2 separate regions of the Homo sapiens genome follow, and region 2 is linked to region 1. A link is an interaction called in ENCODE POLR2A ChIA-PET data of the cell type or tissue named here. Cell type or tissue: Panc1. All regions are shown on one strand. Each heading gives the region's core, and the rest is flanking DNA. Links, peaks and the distances in the headings are about the cores only.

Region 1 (8,123 bases), core at 1,652-5,651:
AGGCTGGAGTGCAGTGGTGCTATCACGGGCTCACTGGAGCCTTGACCTCCCCACGCTCAGGTGATCCTCCCACCTCAGCCTCCTGAGTAGTTGGTGGCGTGCGCCACCATGCCCAACTGATAGTTTGTATTTTTTGTAAAGATGAGGTTTCACTGTGTTGCTCAGGCTGGTCTTGAACTCCTGGGCCCACTCAAGCCATCCACCCACCTTGGTCTCTGAAAGTTCTGGGATTACGGGTGTGAGCCACTGTGCCCAGCCTGATAGAAGCTTAGAGATTAATATCACCTAGTTAGCTCTGTTTGTGTATGGTATCTGTGTGAATTTTGACTGTTTCTCCCCTCTCTTCTTTAGTCATTACCCCTGTTTTTGGTTCATTCCTATCAGTAAACAATCTCTGGTAGAGACTTGGTAAGAAAACTCAACCATTCCCTTAAAAAAAGTCAGCCTCTACCCCTTCCTTAGCCAGATGCTTCAGGGATGGTCTGCTTGCAACACTTCCTGTCCTTCACCTTCTTTCAACTGTTTAACCTGCCTTATTCTTTTTTTTGTGAGACGGAGTCTTGCTCTGTCTCCCAGGCTGGAGTGCAGTGGCGCATGTTGGCTCACTGCAAGCTCTGCCTCCCGGGTTCACGCCATTCTCCTGCCTCAGACTCCCGAGTAGCTTGGACTACAGGCACCCGCCACCATGCCCGGCTAATTTTTTGTACTTTTTTAGTAGAGACGGAGTTTCATCATGTTAGCCAGGATGGTCTCGATCTCCTGACCTTGTGATCTGCCCCCCTCCGCCTTCCAAAGTGCTGGGATTACAGGTGTGAGCCACCGCCCCCCACCCTTGCCTGATTCTTATTCTCTTGTCCACCACAGTTTGCATTCCTCAGGCCATTTTTGTCTGCGTCGTTGAGGGCCTCCATTGTCCAGCCCCATCTCCTTTACTCTCTCAGTAGCATTTGGCACAGCTGGCTCTCCTGTGCCAAACTCTTAGCCGCTGTGACACAACTCTGCATATAGCCTTCCACCTCTTTCAGCACAGTCCAGATGGTGGTGAGGGACGCTCCAGATCAGGGCTGAGGATGGTGTCTTGTTGGCTTCTGCCCTTACCCTGAATCCCTTAAGCCCTGTGTACAGTGAGTATCATAATTCTGGCCTTATATACTGTACCCTACATTTTGGGCTAATTTATGAAAGGATAAAAAATAGGACTTGGAAAGTAAAAATAACCCATGTTAAAGAATCTGAACTACATTAGTACTTTTTGCCTCTATACTGCACATACAAATGCTTGAATGACTATGATGTAAAGGAAAGGGAGAAGAAACTAAAAATTTGACGTGGGATGTCACATTCAAATAAGCAGTTTTTTCCCCTTTAGAACATTTGCTTATAACCTAGGTCATTTAACCAGTTGAGGTTCAAGTAGCTCTCAGATCAGCTGGTGCAAGCTTGAGGGAGAAAAAAAAAAAACCATCCTTACAGATACTTCTCATTCATTAACCTCGAATGTTAGCTTTAATCAGTTTAGGAATTTGTATGCATTTTAGTAACTCAACACCAACTTGTCAGAAGTTAGCTGAATTTTAGATAATTTCTTTCATTCCAGCCAAAAATAATAATCACAGACATGTTTAAAAAAAAAAAAGGAGTTAATTGGGAGGCTGAGGCAGGAGGATTGCTTGAGCCCAGGAGTTGGAGACCTGCGTGGACAACGTAGTGAGACTCCATGTCTCCAAAAAAGACAAAGATTAGCCAGGCATTGTGATACATGGCTGTGGCCCTATCTAGGGATCTGCACTCTAGCCTGGGCGACAGAGCAAGACCCGGTCTCAAAAAAAAAAAAAAAAAAAAGACCCTAAGCCTTTTTTTACTGCATATATTCCTATCCATTCTAGGAAAAGTCAGTTGTCAAATCAAAGTGAAAAATTGTTTTCTTTAAAGTGAAGTCAGATGGGTAGAATAAAATATACTGATGTTACTGCCATAGTCACAATTCTAAAGCACAACATAATTGTAATAATGTCACAAGCTTACCAAGGTTGCTACATGAAACAGAAGAAAATTAAATTTGGTGTTATTTATTTTTATAAAGAGACAGCATCTCACTTTGTTGCCCAGGCTGATCTCAAACTCCTGGCTTCAAGCAGTCCTTGGCTTCCACAGTGTTGGAATTCCAGGCATGAGCCACCCTGCCTGGCCATTATTATCTTTAATAACAATTTACATCAGCCACATTTTTCTTTATGGTTTTTACTTTTGATGTCAAACTTAGACATTTTTTTCCCCATTACAGTAGTGTTTTCCAGTTCTTTTATAGTTTTACATTTTATATTTGAACGTTTTATTTATCTGGAATTAGTTTTGTTGCATAACGTAAGGATCCGACTTAATTTTTTCCCAAATCGTTGGCAAATTCTTTCACCACTCTTTATTGATTTGAGATGTTACTTTTATTATATTCTCATATATATTTGGATCTACTTTTGGTCTTTTGTGACCTATCTCTTGACAGTGGAATCACACTGTTTATATCAGTATAGCTTTGGGTACATTTTAATACTTGGTAAAGCAAATTTTTCTGACTTTTTCAAAAGTCGAGGATATTTGTTTATTTTTCCAACTGTCTTTAGAAATGTTTTATCTGATTCTACTGAAAAGTCTGCTAATATTCATTGACTGATTGATTTGATTTGGAGAGGACTACCATCTTTACAGTATATAGTTTACTAATTAATAAATTCGCGTTTCATCTTTCACAAGTCTTCTTTTTTGACTTTCAGTAAAGTTTTGTAGTTTTTCTCATGTGTTATATTTTTGGGTGCTATTGTGAATGATACTATTTTTCCACTATATTTTCTAACCAGTTTTGTTAATACATACACAGCTTACTAATTTTTATTAAATCATTCAACATATTTAACTTCTTTTTCTAATAATTTTCAGTTTATTCTCATAGGGGATTTAAAATATATCATCTTTAAATAATAATAACTTTGCTAAATCAGTTTTAATATATTCACAATTGGGACTTAGTAATATATGGGTTTGGTTAGTAGTTTTGTATCACATAGTTTTCTTTTATTTTGAGACAGAGTCTTGTTCTGTCGCCCAGGCTGAAGTGCAGTGGCGCGATCCTGGCTCACTGCAACTCCACCTCGTGGGTTCAAGTGATTCTCCTGCCTCAGTCTCCCTGGTAGCTGGGACTACAGGCACCCACCACCACACCCGGCTAATTTTTATATTTTTAGCAGAGATGGGGTTTCGCCATCTCCTGATCTCAAACTCATGATCTCAAGTGATCCACCCACCTAGGCCTCCCAAAGTGCTGGGATTACAGGCATGAGCCACTGAGCCCAGCCACACATGATTTTCTTTATAGACCCTATTTACAAATTTATGGTCTGAGGTACTGGGGATTAGGACTTTAATATATGAATTTAATTCATTTATTAAGTGCAAGATTGGTGCAAGGTTGGTGTTTGATGATTTCCTCAGTCTTTATTTTGTGACCACCAGTGAATAACCCAAGTATTTGTGTTTTTAAACACCTTTATTTGGTCAAGTATGTCTCATGTCTATAAAAAGTTTTGAATTTATTTTAGCTTAATGTTTGTAGGTGTTTTTTTTTTTTTTTTTTTTTTGCTATTCTAATTATTTTATTTGTTTGTGTGGGTTTAGAATAGCAGAAATTTATTGTCTCCCAATTCTAGAGGCTGTACTTCCAAAATCAAGGGATCCAAAATAGGAGTGTCCGCAGAGCCATGCTCCCTTTAAAGGTACCAGGGAAGGATCTGCTTCTGGCCTCCTTCCTAACTCCCGGTAGCCTCAGGCGTTCCTTGGGTTTCAGATGGCAGTTTTATCCCTGTCTCTCCCCACATGTCTGTGGTTTCATATCTAGATGTCTCCCTTTTTATAAGGATGGTATAGTCATATAGGATTAGGCCCTACCCTGATAATCTCATTTTAACTTGATTACCTCTGTAAAGACCCTATTTACAAATTTATGGTCTGAGGTACTGGTGGTTAGAACTTGAATATATGAATTTAATTCATTTTTATTATTTTGAAATCATTTCATACTTAGAAAAGATGTAGGAATACCATTGTGAATGCCCATAATCTTCATACCCACATTCACCAGTTTTTAACATTTTCCCATATTTGCATTATAATTCTCTGTTTCTGTCTCTTCACTCCTACCTGTACACACACACACACACACACACACACACTTTTAAGAGTGAGGTTGTATATATTATGCCCCTTTACCCTTACTATTTCAGTTTCCTTTTTTTTTTTTTTTTTTGAGACGGAGTCTCGCTCTGTCGCCCAGCCTGGAGTGCAGTGGCAGGATCTTGGCTCACTGCAACCTCCACCTCCCCAGTTCAAGCAATTCTCCTGCCTCAGCCTCCCGAGTAGCTAGGACTACAGGCGCGTGCCACCACGCTGGGCTAATTTTTTGTATTTTTAGTAGAGACGGGGTTTTGCCATGTTAGCCAGGATGGTCTCGATCTTCTGACCTCATGATCCACCTGCCTCGGCCTCCCAAAATGCTGGGATTACAGGTATGAGCTACTGTGCCCAGCCTTCAGCTTTCATTTTCTAAGGACATGGATATTCTGTGTAATCATTCTTCAGTTATCAAATTCAGGGAGTTTAACATTGAGGCGGCACTTTGATCTGCAGTCTGTATTCCAGTTTTGTCAGTTGGCCCAACTGAGGTGTTTTTTTTTTTTTTTTAAAGCATTTTTCCCTTCCAGTGGAGGATTCAATCTGGAGTCACATATTGCATTTGGTTGTCCTGCCTCTTTAATCTCCTTCTCTCTGAAGCAGTTCCTTAGCCACCTGTTGTGTTTCATGACATCAACATTTTTGAAGAACACCAGGCCAGTTATTTTCTAGAATATTCCTCACTTTGGGCTTGGCATTTTCTCATTATTAGATTCAGGTGATGCATCTCTGGCCAGAAGTCTACATAAATGACGACGTGTCCTTCTAGGGTATCAGAAGCATACTATGTCTGTCCTACCTGTCATTGGTCATGTTAATTTTGATTACCTGGTCAAGGTGTTTTCCAGTTTCTCTTCTCTATAATTACTGTTTTCCCTCTTGTAACTAGTAAGCAGTCTGTGGGGAGAAACTTCAAGACCACACAAATTTCTTATTCCTCATAAAATTCACTGCTCCCCTGCAGATTTAATTGGTCTTGACTATTTATAGTTGTAGAATGGTGATTTTTCCACTTTCATCACTAGTTCTACATTTATCATTCTGAATTCTGTAAGAACCCTTCTTACTCCCTTATGTATGTATTTGATTTATCTATTTAGTTGTCATCACTATGGAGTGATAGACTCCATTTCGTTCAATGAGTTATAGTCCTTATGGATTTTTTTCATCAGGGTCTCACTCCTGTTGCCCAGACTACAGTGTGGTGGTGCGATCACAGCTCTCTACAGCCTTCACCTCCCAGACTCAGTTGATCCTCCCATCTCAGCCTCCCAAGTAGCTGGAACTACAGGTGCACACCACCAAACCTGACGAAATTTTTTTTTTTAAAGTATAAATGGGGGTTTCACCATGTTGGCCAGGCTTGATACTCCTGGGCTCAAGGGATCTGCCTGTGTCGGCCTCCCAAAGTCCTGGGATTACAGGCATGAGCCACTGTACCTGACCAGCCCTTATGTTTTCTGAGGTTCATGTTGTCCCAGATTTTGATAGCGGGAGTCTCTTCATTCCGGCTCTCGTGTCCTTTGGATATGGCCTTGTCATTTTTTCTTCCCTTTAAAAAAAAATAAAGAGCACTTCTTTATGCCATAGTGATGTTCCAGGCTTCTATAGGACCTTCTTTGCCCCATCCCCAGAATCAGTCATGTCTCTAAGGAGCCCTGGTTTCTGTTAGTGGGATTCAATATATAGAAACCAAGATCTGGGTCTTAGGTGTTCTCATTGATACTGGGGTGTCATTGGTTCTAGCCACTTTCAACAAATGTATCTAGGAAATAGACTATTATTTTTTAACATACTATCTTTAAAATCATTTTTAGTTTATACTAATACTTCTAATTCTAAACCAACCCCTCAGGATTTTTTTGGCCTTTCCCCAGTCCATTTCATTCTAATTTCATTTCCAGTTTATTTTTAATTTAAAAAAATTGAAGTATAATTTATGGATTTGTGTATTTAGTGAAATGCATAGTTCTTTTTTGACTTACTTGTTTATCTGACACAGAATCTCTCTCTCTCATCCAGGCTGGAGTGCAGTGACATGATCATAGCTCATTGTAGCCTTGAACTTCTAGGCTCAAGCGGTCCTCCTGCCTCAGCCTCCTGAGTAGCTGGGGTTACAGATGTATGCCACCATGCCTGGCAGATTTTTAAATTTTTTGTGTAGAGACAGAGTCTTGCTATGTTGGCTAGTCTGGTCTTGAATTCCTGGCCTCAAGCAATTCTCCTACCTCAGTCTCCCAAAGAGCTGGGATTACAGGCATATGCCACCATGCCCAGTCCCCATCTTTCTTATGTATTCCGTTTAATCTGTTTTGACAGTGCATACGCTTCTGTAATCTCTATCAAGATACTGTTCTATAGTTGTGGTTTTTTTTCCTTTTGAGACGGAGTTGCACTCTGTTGCCCAGGCTGGAGTGCAGTGGCACTGTCTTGGCTCACTGCAACCTCTGCCTCCTGAATTCAAGCAGTTTTCCTGCTTTAGCCTCCCTACAAGCTGGGATTACAGGCGCACACCTCCATGCCCGGCTAATTTTTGTATTTTTAGTAGAGACGGGGTTTCACCATGTTGGTCAGGCTGGTCTTGAATTCTTGACCTCAGGCAATCCACCCACCTCAGCAGAACTCATTTGGGCCTGTTGTTTTCTGTTTTGGAAGGTTACTGCTTACTGATGCAATATCTTTAATAGATATAGGCCTATTTGGATTATCTATATCTTCTTGTGTGAGTTTTGGCATATTGTGTCTTTTAAGGAATTGATCCATGTCATCTAAATTATCAAATTTTTAATCATGTTTGTTCATAATATTCCTTTATAATCCTTTTAATGTACATTTAGAAGGGATCTGTAGTGATCTTTTTTTTCATTTCTGATACTAGCTATTTGTGTCATCTTTTTAATTAATTGGCTTAGCTAAAGGCTTATCAATTTTATGATCTTTTCAAAGAACCAGCTTTTAGTTTTTCTTACTGATTTCCTATTTTCAGTATCATTGATACTATTATATTTTTATTTCTTTTATTCCACTTACTTTGGATTTAATTTGCTCTTTGTTTTCTATTTTCCAAAGGTGGAACTGTGAGCTTTGGTCCATTCAACTTATTTCATGTAACGTCAATTCACCGAAAGAGTTAAGAGATTTGAAGCAATGGCCTGAGTTTGAATCCTAGTTCTCCACTCATTGACAAACCACTTGTCCTGTCTGAACCCTATCTCCCATAAAATGGAAGAAGGATATTACTTAAGTTATGAGATTGCTTGAAATTCAGTTACAATGTGGGTGAAAACTGATTTTAAACTGTGAAGTGCTACAGTTTTGATATTATCACTTCCTTAAATGTACAAAGATTATTTCTTTACAATCACCATTGGAATTTTGCCTCAATTTATGGTCAAACTTTGTCTGGTTTTCAGTTTCCAGAATTTCCATCTCTCACCTGCTACCCAAATCAGGATGGCTACCAAACCTGCCCATCTTCAGTAATCTTTCGTTTCTCTGATTCATCACAGGTTACTTATAGGGATCCAGTTATCTTCCCTGAATGTTTCTCAGTATTTGAATTGTAAATTATAATCCTGTCTTGGAACAAAAGAACTTGAACTCATATTGAGTCCTGTGCTCACCTATCTGTTTTGATCTTCTTTTATTATGAGTCGTTCATTCATTGTGAAAAATCTCATTTCAGTGATAGGGAAGGCAAAAAAAATCAGTCTCCTGACTTTTTTCCTCTCCTGTTTTATTAAAATTATAAAATATGCATAACATAAAATTTACCATCTTAACCATTTTAAAGTATACAATTCCAGTTGCATTAAGTATATTTACAGTGTCATGGAATTATCACTACTATGTATTTTCAGAACTTTTTCATCATCCCAAACAGGCCCCCCTCCCTTTTTTTT
Region 2 (4,000 bases), core at 1-4,000, 270 kb before region 1:
ATTCTGATAGCCATGAGTGGGCAAAGAATTAATAACCTTGAGATGGAAACAGTGGAAGCAGAACAAGGCTATTGAATGTCAGGGAAAATCTGCTTGGGCTCACTTTCTAGGTGAGAGGCAGCAGGACACCCAGTTAGGAACAAGATCCCAGCAGTGAGGCCCTGCTCACTGACTGCTGACTGCTTGCCCATAATGACATCAGGAGAGAAGCCTCTGGGGTGTCACCTGCTCTGAAAGCCAATCTGCTTCTGAATGCTGCTTGCCCAAGCAAGGATGCCATGGCCATACAGTTTCAGGTATTTAACTTCCAGGGCATGACTGAGTGGAGGTGGAGTTGGCAGCAACATTACCGATGTTGCGGTCTCTACCTCCAAACTGTGGAGCCTCAGAAGAGAGTGTGAGAACAAAGGCAAGCTCCAGCTACTCAGGAGGCTGAGGCAGGAGGATCTCGTGAGCCCATGAGTTCAAAGTTACAGTGAGCTATGATCATGCCACTGCACTCCCACCTGAGTTACAGAGCAAGGCCCTGTCTCTAAAAAAAAAATTTTAATGAAAGAACAAAGGCAAGCAGCCTCCTAGGTGCTGAGTTGCTTTATTCTTACCTAGGGAGAAGGCTACCATTTACTGAGCCCTATTCTTTGCCAGCCACAATGCATATTTCCCTGCATTGTAATTTACATTGTTATTTACATTGTCATTGATGTCTTGTCTCCTTAACAGAGCTGCATCATCCTACCACTTCTCTGATAAGAATCTTAAGGAATACTGTACAATGGTAAATGACTTGCCTAAAGTTACCCAGCTGATTAATGTGACAGAGCCAGAGTTTTAAACCAAAACTATCTTTCTCCAAAGGTTCCAGGCATGAAGCATGTGCTGTCCTGGGCCCTGAATATCAAGCCAGGTAGAGGAACCCCATCCTTCTGTTGTCATTTCAAGCTAGAGGCTCAAGCCTGGAGGAGTGAGGATCAAGATCGAGAACTCAAAGCTGTTTAGAGGAAGAAGCCAAGTTCAAGGAGGAGTGAGGAACGGTAGGTGGAGATGCTTTGGCCTGGGGAGAGATCAGGTATTTGTGAGCAGCAAAGGTAGGGTGGCAGACAGACATCTACCAGGCCAGGTTATTGAAGTCAAGGTCACAGTGCCTTGTCTTAACCAGGCCATGTCTCTTTTTGCCCTGCCCACTTGGTTCTTCACAGCATCCAGATGTATTGCTGGGGCCTGGAGGGAGCTCCTCCACCATAAGCGGCTCTTCCTCCCTTCACAGCATCCCACGGCTGGGCCATGGGCTCTGCAACTGGCCCTTGGGGCAAAGAAAAGGGAGGAACTGTGCTTTCTGAGAAGTGCTCAGGAATAACCTGATGAGGGTTTCTTCGTGTTAGGAACTCCAGCATCTGAGTGGGCAGAGGAGCTCTCCGGCTTGCCCCCATTCCTCTGATGCGCCCCTAGCCTGGCCCATAGTTTGGGTTGTTTGGGCAGCCCTGCAGATTCCCTGAGCTGAGGGGCCTCTCTCTGGAGAGTGGGAAAGAATTCTGGCCTTTGTGTAACTGGCTTTATTATGTATGAATGTTGGCTCCCTTGGTTGAAAAATGATCACTCTATTGGGTTCTCCCAGCTTGAGGCGAAACCTTTTGGAAGCTCAGGAAGCTTGGAGGATTTCGTGGATTACAGAATGTTGAAGTTGGAGAACTGTAGAGGGGCCTAAAAAATGTTCCAGAATCAAGACGGTGCCTGATGCCCTACCTAGCCCCTCTCCAGCACACAGGAGCCCCGGGCCCTTGGCAATCATGTCTGCGCAGCTTGGACCCCATATCCAAAAGGGGAGCACGCCCCAATTTACTCTCACCCCACCAGGTGAGTGGAGGGCAGGTGACCTGCCAGTTCTCGAAAGAAGCCAGATGACTAACTTTGGTCGCCTTATCACAGGTTAATCCATGAGAAGAGCTTGGAACAGCGCCCGGCAGTGTCTCAGCGCACCCAAAGTGTGTGCAGGTATGATTACCATTGCCAGTAGCTGAGCTGGGAAAAGGATCTGACTAGATAATTTTGGCAATAACTCGACAACTATCCAATGTGGACAGGGAAACGCATGCCAAGGTTTCTAAAAAGCTCCCGCTGTGACACTCTCTGTGTCCTCCCCGGGCGTGGCGGCCTCCTGGCCAGGGACACCCGACCCCGCGTGGTCCGGGCTACCCAAGGACGTCCCGAGGCGTGGCGGAGACTTTGGCGGCTGAGTGCAGGCCGGGCTGCGGCCCAGCGGGACCTGGGCGAGGCCTGCGACCTGGGCGGGGCCAGGGTTGGGCTCTGCCAGAGCTGCGCCGCAGCCGCCCTGCCCGGGCCTCCCCGCCCCCACCTGTGACCTGGATTCCGCGGTTCCTGCGCGGGGGTGGAGGGCGTAAAGGACACGCGCAAATAAAGGTCTGTGGCCCAGGAAAACTTCAAGTCCTGAAATCGGTGCACCAAGGATACTTTAAGGCGAGGGGTCGGGGCTGTGTAATCATTTACCCGGTTCGTCCGTGTACACCGGCCTCTCTAGCTTACACCAACACATGTTTACTGGGTTCGCACCCAAGCCAGAGTCGGTTTGTTTAGTAATCCCACAGACGCTTCTGCCCGTTTTCTAGGAGACGGATCTGGGCCGAGGGGAGGCTTCAAAACATTAACATTTCTTTTTTCTTTCTTTCTTTCTTTTTTTTTTTTTTTTGAGACGGAGTCTCGCTCTGTCGCCCAGGCTGGAGTGCAGTGGCGCGATCTCGGCTCACTGCAAGCTCCGCCTCCTGGGTTCACGCCATTCTCCTGCCTCAGCCCCCCGAGTAGCTGGGACTACAGGCACCTGCCACCACGCCCGGCTAATTTTTTGTATTTTTCGTAGAGACGGGGTTTCACTGTGTTAGGATGGTCTCGATCTCCTGACCTCGTGATCCGCCCGCCTCGGCCTCCCAAAGCGCTGGGATTACAGGGGTGAGCCACCGCGCCCGGCCAAAACATTAACATTTCAAATAAATGCCCCCGGATTTGGGGGCGGGGTGCCTTAGGCTGCTTCTCCCCCAGGACTCCCCTTTGCACTGGGGTCACCCTGGGCATTACCTTGGGGCTGCCTGGGCCGCCTTTGTTGCGCAGGTGACCTTCCCGGCCGGGCCAGTGTCCCGGCTGCTCTGAGGGACAGTCCTGGCTCCGAAAGCGGGCGCCAGCGCTGAGCCAGGGCCCGCTCGAGATCGCATCGTCTCTGCTTTCAGTCGTTGTCCGCGCGGTGCTGGGGCCTCCCGGGACCCGGGAGCCGCGGCGGATTAGGCCGCCCGCCCCAACCTGGGCTTTGATCTTATCTGAGACTTGTGAGTCCAAAAGGGCTTAGCAACCGCAGCCATGGCAGCCCCAACGACGTGAACATCCGCACCTCTGAGCCTCCCCCTGAGAAGTACCTTCGAGGTGAGGCCTGCGCAGCCCCAGGAAGAGGGTGTGGGCGCAAACCTGAGGTGGGGAGCAAGGCCCGCCGGCTACACGGTTCCTGCCATCCTCGCTGCGCCCTTTCTCCCATGCTCGCGGCCTCCATCCGGCAGAAACTGGCACAGCAAACCCGACAGCCACAGACCTGTGGCCCCTTCCTTCCCTCCTCGCCTCCTCGGCAACCCTTGAAAGCACTCGAGTACGAAGTTATAATTGCAATTATAATTAGCTGAGTCCAACTTGGGCTTCCCCAGGTCTTGGCTTCCGTTAGGACAGTGTCCCGGGTCTCCCTGTCCTGCGCAGCCCCAGTTCCCAAGAAATAGTTGAATGAATGGATGTTTGCATCCCGTACCCAGCCTCAGGCTGTGTACTCCTTTCTCCAAGCACAGAGATTCTTCTGGAAGGCCCCAGGGATGGTGGAAAGGGAACTAGGCGTGAGGTTTGGTAAAATGAGGACAATACCAGCACCCCTCCACCTCCCCTTCCGAGAGAGGGATTTAGGAGGCACAAGTGAGATAGCCACACGACTCCTGACCAGTTGGCAAGCAGAAGGTCCTGG

Evidence for each region. Peaks named below come from ENCODE experiments on the same cell type or tissue, not always from the same donor. Only the 100,000 strongest peaks of a DNase experiment are listed, where the experiment ranks them.
Region 2: POLR2A ChIA-PET joins it to region 1 with 6 read pairs; 2 of 35 experiments call an interaction of 5 or more read pairs at or near these places.

The regions. Positions count from the first base shown.
Region 1 is chr10:86,801,183-86,809,305 of GRCh38, forward strand. All of the region lies in intron 1 of BMPR1A (bone morphogenetic protein receptor type 1A), which reads left to right. Among named protein-coding and RNA genes, the nearest start is that of BMPR1A, 49 kb to the left of the region's middle. In Panc1, for the core only: no CTCF peak of the experiment used is centred there; no DNase peak of the experiment used is centred there.
Region 2 is chr10:86,533,313-86,537,312 of GRCh38, forward strand. LOC105378408 (a long non-coding RNA gene) reads left to right here and starts at 523. Exons shown (of 4, transcript XR_946163.3): 1 at 523-1,031; 2 at 1,613-1,851; 3 at 1,924-1,989. RefSeq lists a silencer at 2,270-2,509 and an enhancer at 2,744-3,293. In Panc1, for the core only: no CTCF peak of the experiment used is centred there; a DNase peak (open chromatin) is centred at 2,389; H3K4me3 peaks cover 928 bases; H3K27ac peaks cover 1,465 bases.